Linked DNA regions of Homo sapiens: region 2 is linked to region 1. Evidence: chromatin contacts called from ENCODE Hi-C or POLR2A ChIA-PET data. All regions are on one chromosome and are shown on one strand. The core of a region is the stretch at or near the end of the contact, and the rest is flanking DNA. Distances in the headings are between cores, read along the strand shown.

Region 1 (5,967 bases), core at 1,342-3,841:
ATTAAATGAAATGTTAAGAAAAAAATGTATAAGACAGGAAATGAGGATGGAAAGCCTTTCATAACAAGACTAATTTAACCTTCTCCACATAATGCCTACATTAAGCCACACTAAATAAATTAAATATAATAAAAACACAGTGGGCATTTTATAAATTCTTTCATAATAATACATCAATACAAAACTTTGTAGTGGGTTACATTTAATTTTCAAACTCAAAAAGGCTCTTTCTAAAATGCAAACCAGTTTGTAAAGGTAAAAGAAGCAAGATGCAATGCCATCGTACGTGAGAGATGCTTGGTTCGAAAATGGATCAAATCAAAGATAACAAAGAAAAAAATCAAAGATAATTTGCTGAGTTTTAAGTGATGTCTTATGTCTTTTTTTTTTTTTTTTTTTTGAGACAGGGTCTTACTCTGTTGCCCAGGCTACAGCGAAGTGGCATGATCACAACTCACTGAAGCCTTGACCTCCTGGGCTCAAGCAATCCTCCTACCTCAGCCTCCTGAGTAGCTTAAGACTATAGATGTGTGCCACCAAGTCCAGCATTTGTTGCTGGATAAAACTTTCCTGTTAGGGCTCATAAACATACAAAGTAAATCTGAGAAAAGCACTCCCTACATATTGGAAGGAGTAGAGACTACTGCTTAAGAATGTGGGCTCCAGAGTCTGAGTGTGCTTGAATCCCATTTCTGTCTCTTATTAGTTGTTCAGGCATTTAATCTCTTAATGACAGTTTCCTCATCTATGAAATGGGGGTAAAATAGAACTACTTCGTAGAGTTATTTAAATGAGTTAATAAATGAAAGAACTTAGAACTATAATATGTAACAAGCTCTTAATAAAAGTTACCTATTATTATATTATTATTATTATTATATCAAGTTTGTACATGCTTGGATTCACTCTACAATCAGCTCTTAATTTCTTAAGCTAGAATGACTCTTCCACAATGGGGAATATTTTCCCTAGGAATAAAAATGATAGGATCTTTTTTAGCTCTATGTAAAAAAAATAAATGGAAAATGAACCATGCCCTAACCATGAATGTGGCACCAAATGGTAATGATTAGAGCACATATTTTGTCTGCACCAGAATCAGCTCAAGTATTGACTCTACCAATATAGGAGCAGGACACAAGGCTGACATGCTGTGCTGCTCACAATACCTTCAGAAGTACCTTTTGTGCAGCATGGGTCAGGGTTAGACATACGCAGTAGAGAGAGGCAGTGACAGAGAGAGGGAAGGAGAGAAATAGCACATACACTACAGCAAAATCCTGCTTTCCAGAATAAATTTGCAAAAAGATCACATGGTTAAAATGTTTCTCTAAAGTAACTTTGCCTAAATATTTTTGAGGGATATAGAATACATGTATTCCTTTTTTGTCCTTTATCAATAATGAGATATGACAAAAACTCAACTATAATTCCCATAAAGCTCAGAAGTACCAATGAAATAGTCAGTCACTTTCATTTCACACACACACCAAATTGTCATCTCTACCTAAATGTTATTATGTAATGACAAAATTTTTACTATTTTCAGAGGGAAGATATTTGAACTTTTTGGCCTCTGCACTTGATAATTAGAGGATGGGGGTACAAAACTGTCACTTGTCCATTTCATAAGCATATCTGGGGGTTGGAGTACCAATAAAAAATATTTTGGGAAATAAAATTTAAAATGTTGCAAATTCTACTGTACTTATAACTGTGAAAAGTATTTTAATGTCTTTAGAATTTTTTAAAAATGCTATTGTATCTCACAAGCTTTTCTCATGCTCCCAGTGTAAGGTTAGGCAAGTGAAATTTAAATAAAAGACTGCCATCAATGTAAGGAAAATATGCCATCAGAATAATTTTTCCCCACTAAAAACTTAATTAAAATGGTTCAAGATACATTTTCCACTAGAATCTGTCAGGTGTACAATTCCTTCCAAATGCTAATCTCATCCATTTTTCTAACCAAACTATTACAACAAGTCAATAGAGAAATAGTATAGTTTTTTTTAAAACTAGGTCAATAAACATTACCTCAATACAAAGCACATTACTTTCTAACAGCAGGAATCTGTAGTCTCGTCATAACATTCTAAGCCCCCTCTGAAGTTTAAAGAGCAGGGATTTAGGAAGACTATAAAGAAGGAACTACTACAGCCATGACAGGAAACAATTAAGACATAAATAAGAATTTCTGCGGAATCAGGTCAAAGTAAGGACACATTTAAGAAATGTCCTAAAGGTGTGAAAAACAGACACAAAATGAAGTAATGGTTGGAAGGAGAGGTAGAAGGTCTAGTTAGTGCTAAAAGAACTCGTTTTAAAAAGAAACCTAAAAGCTTTGAGTTGAAAGTCCTAAACCTGTTTTTAAAAATCCACACTACTAAAAAAATTCATAAAGACTTTGAGTTGTGGGATTCCATGATCAATCCTGAGATCTTGCAGGAAATGAAGCTGTAGTATTAAAGTAAATCAGGCTTCCTTTTCCTTTAGTCAGTGAAGCACTCTCAAGGTATTTAGAAGAAAAAGATCTAGTTATTTGAGTTTAGGTAATAAACATTCCAGATGACTGTCAAACAGACCACAACTCAACAAACACTAGAATCATGATGACTGCAGTTATAATGTGCAAAGCAGTCAATGTTTCAGTAAGCAGACATACAAATTAAGGATTTGTTAATACCATTTTTGTAATACTCTATGGGTAATTGTTAGTGTTATTAACTTTGCAATTTGTTAGTGTTACTAGGAAAACTAAAATTATACTTTGAAAACATAGAGCATATAAAATGCCCTCTTTAGCCATTTCAATTTTTAAATGAAAATTTTAAAAAAATCTGACTAGTAAACTCTTTGTAATGGTTGATTTAGAAGGTATGAAAAGAGATGAATTTAAAAAAATGTCTCTTTTCTGTACCAATTCACACATCTGGGGCTCTAAGAGGAATATTTCAAAAATAAAGACAAATAATTTATTTTTGTTGACAGATAACTAGAGGATCCAAGAAGATGTATTCTGAAGACAGCAATTGAATGATAGCCAAAAAGCAATGACTAAAGTTTGCTGAATCCTGGAATATTGGATCAGGAAGGCAACTTGGATATAATCTCTTCCAATGCCTTTGTTTTATAGATGACAAAACTGAAGGGTTGGCTTACCTAAATTTACACAAGTTGTTAGGAGAGGATAAGAAGGTTTTAACAGAAATCAAAAAGAAATTTTTAGCATGAAAAGTAGTATCTGAAGTATAAGGAAATTTGAGAACAAGTAGAATTCTACCTAATCTCACTTCCCTATTCCTAAACAGGTACTAACTATTCAAAAGTGCCCTTTCTGCCTCATCCTTTTCTGTCCATTTTTTAAATGTTGAAAGAATATCTTTTGTTAGAGACTTACTTTTCAACTCCCTTTTTTCCCTCACCACAAATCGTTTTGGAAAGTAAAACTGACTGGGAGAAAAAATGCTATTGAAGAAAAAATAATGGATCTTTCTGCTCAAATGACCAGATGTTGCTTGAATTCCACAGATAAATATTCATCTTTGCTTCTATAGACTTAAGTTACTATGATGAAAGTTTGTAATGAAACTGTAGTCATAAAGATGTCAAAGCTATATATTTAAGGTGTTTATTAAGGTTAAAGTAAGTTTACAGGACCTTATCTTTCCCTTTTTTATCTTACTATATTTACTCCCCAAAGTCAATTTCCTCCTTGTTTTGTTTTTTTTTTTTTTTTTTGCTTTTTTTTTTTTTTTGGTTCTGCTAATTTTAGTAGAGGCATTTACTAAAAAAGATACTTTTTCTTCTGTGAAGGTTATTTTGAGGGAGACTCAAGAAATTCACAGAGAATTCTGACAATCCTCTATGCATAGATTTGTGCAAATAAGCATTCGGATTCTAGGAGCCAAAGAGAAAAAATATGCAGTAGGAGCTTTATTTTTCTGGAAAGTTCTATCTCTCTACTGCATATATCCAAATACTCCCTCTTTTCCATAGCTTTTAAAGCTTTCAAGTTTCTACAATTTATAAAACACAAAAACAAAACAACAAAACACCTCCCTGTTCCCCTTATTCTCTTTCACTATCATTCCATCTTTCTCCCCCCACTTACAGACAACTTGCCGAAATATTTATCTGTGATCACTATTTCTTCATCTCCACCAAAGCTTCAATTTTAGTTAAGTCTGGCTTCTCTCCCGACACATCACCAAAACAATCCTGAGTCAAGTCAATTACCTTTATGACACTAAGTCAAATAAGCACTTTTCAGTCTCCATCTCACATGGTCTCTCAACAGCATTTGGTACCACTCTCATTCTTAAAACACACCCTTTCCTTGGTGGCCTTGATATAACATTGTCCTGGTTTTCTCTTTCCTCTTTCATCCTTGATTCTGGGTCTTTCAGTTGCGTGCTCTTTCTTCCTTACCTGGCAAATAAGGATTCTACAGCTCCTAAAGGCCTATTCTTAGGCCATTGTACTACACTTTACCTAGGTGATTTCATCCATGCCAATGGGCCTCAGTTAAAAACTACGCATGGTGATTCTAGTCTAAGGCAACTTTCGCAGAATCTCTTATATCAAGATGTCTAGTCTACATTTGTACCGAAATGTCCCTAAATCATCTGTAGTTTGATGTGTCAAAACAAAAATTTATCATTTCACCTCTACCCTTCAATCTGATTATTTTCTACTGGTTCCCATGTCTATGAAAAGTACCTATGTTCATCCAATTGCACAATCCAAAAACTTAGGTGTTGACATGATTCACCCCATGCCTAGCCTCACTCCTCCCCTACCCAAGCCATCACTAAATCTTATCCATTTTATCCATTAAATAGCTCTTGAACTTCTCTACTTTTTCTCATCTCCTCAACCACAACCTTAGTCCTTTTTATCTCTCAGAGAACCTAGGGTATGTAAAGAGCCCTAACATTTCTTCCATCATTCACTATGAATTCCTCTCTAATCCATTCCCTACAGGGAACTGAAGTATGTTTTCTGGGACATAAACATGATTATATAATCTACCAATTAAATCCTTCCAATGACTTTCTATCGCTCATAGGATGCAACTGAAACTCCTAAGCATGGACAACAATGCCTTGCATGGTCTAGTTTCTACCTACGCCTCCAGCCATCCTTAACTCCCTCCACACCTTTTAGTTTCTCTTACTTGCCTTGCACACTTTTATTCCATAGGACCTTTCCTCTCTGTCCGTTCCCTAGATTGTTCTTCCCTCTACCTTTCCTCTTATGAACTGTTATTCCTCCTTGCCATTTAGTTCAGTCTTCACTCCCCTTAGGAAATTCTTGCCTGAATCATTGAACTAGTTCATACTCTCTAAGTCGCATTTACATTTTCAACTGTTTAATGTGACTATTTAATCAATTTTTGTCTCTCCACAAGACTGTTAGCCAAAGTGAGAAGGGACTTCATCTGGTTTTGCTTTTCCACCATCTCAGGGCCAAGTGAGTATCTAGCATGTTGCAGAAGCTCAGTGTTTGTTGAATAAAGGAGCAAATGACCAAACTACAAACCTAGAGTACTGAACCGTTAGAACAACCTGCAGTTGTTGGATATCTCATGAAATAAGTGGAAGAAGGATGGATCTAATCATTTGAGCTGCGATTTTTTTCCAGAGCACTTATTTTTCTTAGCACACAAGTGACAATATCTTAGCCCACCGACTTCTTTCTGTTTTGGCACTCATCACTAACATGAATAAATCTGAATTATTGACCAAACCCTAACTATGCAAGTCTTTCATAGTAGCATTATATACTTTTTTTCTTTCAGGAAGTAATTTGTTTTTCTACTCAATTTAACTGAAAACAAATGAAGCACCTCTTGTGTACAGTCGTTATATCAGGTGTTGTGGCACTGTGCTTGTTCATTGTCAAAGTTTTGTTTTGTTTTTAGATGTATCCAAAACATCTCATCTTTTGCTTTGTACAGGTTTT
Region 2 (5,967 bases), core at 1,571-4,070, 77 kb before region 1:
ACTAAAAAGCAAAAAAAAAAAAAAAAAAAAAAAAAATCATGACCTATATCTATTAATTGATTAACAAACCCTCAAGTGACAGAAATGATAGAACTAGCAACTAACAACATTAATTATGAGGGGAATCCAAATTAAAACCACAGTGAAATTAAAATACATTAGAATGACTAAATTTTAGAAATTGAAAATGCACAAGGAACCATACAGCAATGTTCATAGGAGCTTTATCCAAAATAAATAAGCACTAGAAACAATTCCAATATCCAACAACAAACAAATTGTGGTATAAACAAATTGTGGTATATCCATAAAATCAGATGCGCTAAGTAAAATGGAACCAACTAATGATACACACAATAACTTGGGTAAATTTCAAAAACATGATACTCAATTTAAAAATCTAGACCAAAAATTTCCATTTATATGAAATTTTTTAAAAGACTAAACCAATCAACTGAAGGAAAACAAATCAGTTGTCAACAGCCTGAATGACAGGGAGCAGAAGTGAGTGAAAGGGGGCATAAGGGAAGTTTTAAGGGTGGTTGAAATGTTCTGTATCATAATTGTAGTGGAATACATAAGCATATACATTTGTCAAAATGCACACTTAATATGAATGCATTTTGCATTTTAGTTCATGCAGCCAAATAATACTGGTAGAAAGTATTTTGTGAGTATTTTAGCATATATTGAAATCTGATTTATATCAACAAGAATACAAAGATAAATGTCATAAGCATGCTTTCTTTGTGTTCATAATGAAGTGAAAGACACACAAACACATATATATGTATATATTGTATTCACTCACTCATTCTTTTCATTATTCAAAAGCATAGTAATTGAACGTTACTTTAGGGTAAATTACTACAAGCATTTAAAGCAAAACCCTTGTCCTCCCTGCCCTTAGGAGCTCACAATCTGGCACTATAATAGAGATCAGAGAAATAAGACAGTATGATGAAAGAAAAGATAGATTCACGTAGGCACAAGAATTCAAGAGTCAGCTATGATGGAGGACTCTACCTTTTGCCATCTTTGTAAATGCTCTCCCTCACCAGCTATAAATAAAGTATACATTTTTAGGCCTTGATTTTTGTCAAATATGAGCAAAAATTGTCTTCTTATAATCTTTGAAGAGTTGAATACATTATAAATAATTATTTCTCATGGTTGAAAGCCCAAGGTGATGGCATCAGATGAAAAAAATTCATAAAATATACTTCACTTGCTATTTCCATCATAAAAGCTAAGTATTATTTTTATCATTCTTTATATTATAATTTCTGAAGTGGGAAAATGGTGACTTCCAGGCTTACAGCTTTACATAAATGAATTCCAAACAATTTCATTTTTTTGTGGCAACTACCCATATCAATGTTTTTCAAACTTTTTTAAAAAAACAGGATACTTTTGTCAAATCAAATGGTACACAGAAAAGAAATGTAAAACAGGTAAAAGCCAAACTGTTCCAAGATCTACCCTAAACAAACTCTGTAGAGCTCTGTTTAAAACCACTTAGCTGCAAAATCAAAGAATAACATTAAAACTGAAAAAAAAAAAAACATTCATTTCTTTGACAACACATTAATTTCCTCAATATTCTATCAGGAAGGCAACAATAAGCTGTGAATGCTCCATGAGAGTTTCATTAGCATTGCTTCATTCCATAACTGCATATAAATCAATGAGTATCTGTAAAGTCTACTATGGTCAATGCAGCTAGCCCCATAAGTTTATGTGACCTTTAAAATAACTCTTATATACTAATCTCCTAAAACAAAAATAAATGTAATTTTCTCAAAAAAAGTCATTAACTCTGATAGATCTTCAAATAGGAAATGAATAGTTTTCCATTTGGATGTTAGTCCTTTTTACATCTGTTTAGGGTAGACATTTCTAAAAGAAAAAAATATCTTATGAAATTCAGAACTTCAACTTTCCAGGCCCCATCTAAAAGAGGAAGTACAGGGAAAATCCAAAAAGAGAAAACACTAAGAGACTTCTCAAAATACTTTTGAAGCTGCAAAAATATTCAGAACAAGTTTGGATGTGAGTACAAATGAGTTTTTATTTTATAAAAACTGGCTATTTCTACTGAGCTTACTTTTGAAGCTTCACCTGAAAATGAACTTTATTCTGTTTAATATTGCAGACTGAATTCATAACAGACTTTGTCTAAATTCATATGTTCAGCATTATGTCTTGTTCTACATTTCTAATAAAAATGATGGACACTGTGATAGGGGCAGGAGGCAGAGAAATTCTAGGCAGAAAAGGGTAGGTCCCCAGCAAAAATCCCAAGCCAAAAAGCCTGAAACCACAGCCCAAAGTGAGAACTTATATCCCTGTTTTCCCACTGGAATGTTGTCCTTTCCTAAACCACCCATGGCTCCACCCTACCCCGTCCTGTGCCTATAAAGACCCCAGACTCAGCTGGCAGAGAGAAGAAGAAGCTGGATACTGGGGACTATGCCTGGACGTCAGAGAGCAGCAGCTTGACTTTAGAGGGACAGCTTGACAGTGTAACTTTGGAGAAGAATTTGACCAGAGATGGCTGGACTTCAGGGGAAGATTGCCTTCCTACTCCATCCCCTTTTCTGCTCCCCTTCCCATTGAGAGCTACTTTCACCAGCAATAAAATCCCCCACATTTACCATCCTTCATTTCGTTCATGCAACTTCATTTTTCCTGGATGCCAAACAAGAGCTCTGGAGCCATGAGTGCAAATATGAAAGGCTGTCACACTGGTCCTTTGCCCTCACTGGCAGAGAGGCAGCCACCTCATGCAAAATGGCATAGGGCCCACTGAGCTGTTAACATTCAAGCCATCTGTCAACAGCAGAGCTAAAAGAGCAGTGTAACATGCCTTCTGGGACTTTGGGAGTCGCAGACACCACTGGCTGGATGCTGCCGCAAAGATTTTGCTCCTGCTGGTGCCCAAAAGCACTCGCTCTGGCTCCTGCACATGCTCACCTGCGCGCTCCCTCCCTCGAGGGGTGGATGTCATTATATTTGGACACAAGGCCACCCTGCACATGATAAAGCTATCAGAAAGACAACTCCTTTCTTCTTCCATTTACATGGGGGTTATTATAACTAACACATAGCAGTAGAGCTGAGATTTTACTCCAGACTCTTCTGGTCCAAATCCCAACTTCATTCCCCTATTTCATTCCTTCAAACATTCATTCAACAAATATTATGTATCTAGAAATCTACTATATGCCTGGCACTCTGGTAGGCAGCAGAAATATTAAAAATTAAAGACAGAAGCAGGTCTTTCTCTTGTGGAGTTTACAGCCTGGAACAGCAAATGCATTGTTATTATTATACAACATGATGATATGAAGAGAGAAGGACAAAGGTCAGGCAACTTTCTCAAATTTAGTTGGTGGTTGGCTATTGCAACAGAGGCTGGAAAGTTTTCCAGGATTAAGGAAGAGCCCATTCAAAGTATCAGAGGAAAAAGCATGATATATCAGTGAAAGTTAAAACAAACAGACAAATAAAAGACATTATAACTGGACCTACCATGATTCACATCTACATTAAATTTGGCCATCCCCTAGTATGGAATTACCTGCAATTATCAATCTCCTTTTTGTACTTTTGCTTTATGTTCTATGCTTTTTTTCCATCAATCTGAGCTTTTATGGATTCTTCTAGACCAAAGTCTTCACCGTGACTTCCAAAATGTCCATTCCAATGTTGGACTCCTTATGCCAAATCTTTACTGGAAACTCAAGATACTTCCTAACCCCAAGGAAAATATATCCCTCATCTAGGCTAGTCTCATCTCCAACAACTCTATTTGATGAAAGTTATTCATTATCCTGCACCCCATATATCTTAGAGATTGAACCCAGGGCAGCCTTTTCATTCCCCACTCCTGCCTGCTTCACAATGGATACAGCTCTGCTCCTTTGAGACTTGTACCATCTCTCTTTATTGCTGCCTCACCACTATTTCCTCATTTATTGAAGATTTTGTTACCTGGCTCACTTTCTCTCCATAGCAAGTCTTACTGTCACTACAGTGTGAATTCCACATTCAGATAGATGGCCTATCCAACTCGCTGACCTCTCAATGACCTCCTCAACTCTTGTAACCCTCCTCACTGCTCCATTTCGCCCACACATTCCCAAGGCCAACCAATGAACTTGCCATCAACTGGGTTTGCTCCAGACGTCTTACTTTCTCACAACAATCTGCAAATCCTCCAGCCTCTTTACTCAGATGCTCCTCTAAAACACTTTTGCTCCATAAGAACCTGCCCTAATCTACTTTTGCTCAATATTGAATCCTTAAAGTCTAACACATAGTAAGTAGGCCTCAACAATGTTATGGAATGAATAAATAAATAAATGAGTGAATGAGTGACTTAATAGTAAAAATATAAATAAATAAGATAATGGTAAAGAGACAGTCAAAAGATCACATGAGTCAGGCAAGGTGATTCACACCTCTAATCCCAACAATATGGGAGGCCAAGGTGGAAGGATTGCTTGAACCCAAGAGTTTGAAACCAGCCTGGGCAACATAGAAAGACCCCCTCTCTACAAAAAAAATCAAAAATTAGCTGGGCATGGTGGTGCACACCTGTAATCCTAACTACTCAGGAGGCTGAGGTGGGAGAATTGCTTGGGCCTGGAAGGTCGAGGCTGCAGTGAGCAGTGATCACAACACTGCACTCTAGCCTGTGCAACAGAGTAAGACCCTGTCTCAAGCAAAACAAAAGGCCATATGGTCAGAGACTAAGCAAGATACTAGGCAAGGAAGGGATTGGTTGACTGGGAAGGCAATTATGAAAATAGAATGGAAAGCATTTTACCAACTAACTAAATGTGGACAGCAAACAAAGAGAGGATGACTCAGGCCACTTGAGCCTGGATAACTGCAAGAAGTGTGCTAATATCAAGAGCAAAGAGGAGTATTAAAGAAGAACATGTCCAATGAGGAGCTTCTATCTTACAGGTGTTGGGAGAACAGTCAGATCAAGATGACCAAAGGACAGTCTGAACATAGGATGATGGCTGAAGAAGCAGTCAGGGCTGAAGACTTGGACATCATCCGCACAGAGTAAAAAGGAAAGCAGTAAGATCCATTCATTCAAAACATTCAGTTAATAACTATTAACTGAGTACATGCCAAATGTCAAACACTGTTTTAGGCAAAGACAAAGGATATGTAATATAATATTAGATAGAGAGAAGTACTGTAAAAATGAAGTCGATAATGGTGTTGAATATAGACCCCAAAATCCTCTACAAAATATTAGCAAATCAAATCTACCAGCACACCAAAAAGATAATACATCACAATCAGGTGGGTCTTATTCCAGGGATGCAAGGGTGGTTCAACATCCACAAATCACTAAATACATAAACAAACAGAATTAAAAACAAAAACCATGTGATCATCTCACAGATGCAGAAAAAGCATTTGACAAAACCCTAAATCCCTTCATGGTAAAAGCCCTCAACAAACTAGGCATCAAAGGAACATACCTCAAAATAACAAAAGCCATATGCAACAGATCCACAGGTAACATCATACTGAATGGGGGAAAGTTGAAAGCATTCGCACTAAGAACTGGAACAAGATAAGGATGCCCACTCACCACTCCTATTCAACATAGTACTGAAAGTCCTAGCCAGAGCAATCAGTGAAGATTAAAAAATGAAAAGCATCCAAATTAGAAAAGAAGTGAAATTACGTCTGTTTGCTGATCACATAATCTTATACCTAGAAAACTCTAAAGACTCCTAGACTTGATAAGCAACTTCAGTGAAGTTTCAAGATTTCAGAATATGAAATCAATGTACAAAAATCAGTAGCATTTCTATTCATCAATAACATTAAAGCTGAGAACCAAATGAAGAATGCAATCTCATTTACAACAGCCATTCAACAGAAAAACAAATACTGAATGTTCTGACTTATAAGTGGGAGCTAAATAATGAG

The links. Hi-C counts contacts between places; a loop is a spot of excess contacts on that map. ChIA-PET counts read pairs that join two places held with the same protein, here RNA polymerase II (POLR2A).
Region 2: a loop to region 1 is called in a map of endothelial cell of hepatic sinusoid, with 6 times the contacts of the local background. The contact joins two enhancer-like sites. A Hi-C loop is called at or near these places in 1 of 168 maps with a recorded cell type or tissue (endothelial cell of hepatic sinusoid). POLR2A ChIA-PET finds 5 or more read pairs at or near these places in 1 of 52 experiments (OCI-LY7).

Annotation. Positions count from the first base shown.
Region 1 is chr1:185,800,980-185,806,946 of GRCh38, reverse strand. The region is part of intron 1 of HMCN1 (hemicentin 1); the gene reads right to left. Among named protein-coding and RNA genes, the nearest start is that of HMCN1, 70 kb to the right of the region's middle. Within about 2 kb of position 2,591, at least 2 of the 41 ENCODE cell types and tissues checked have a DNase peak (open chromatin) inside an H3K27ac peak, as active enhancers do.
Region 2 is chr1:185,877,949-185,883,915 of GRCh38, reverse strand. The region is part of intron 4 of HMCN1 (hemicentin 1); the gene reads right to left. Among named protein-coding and RNA genes, the nearest start is that of HMCN1, 150 kb to the right of the region's middle. Within about 2 kb of position 2,820, at least 2 of the 41 ENCODE cell types and tissues checked have a DNase peak (open chromatin) inside an H3K27ac peak, as active enhancers do.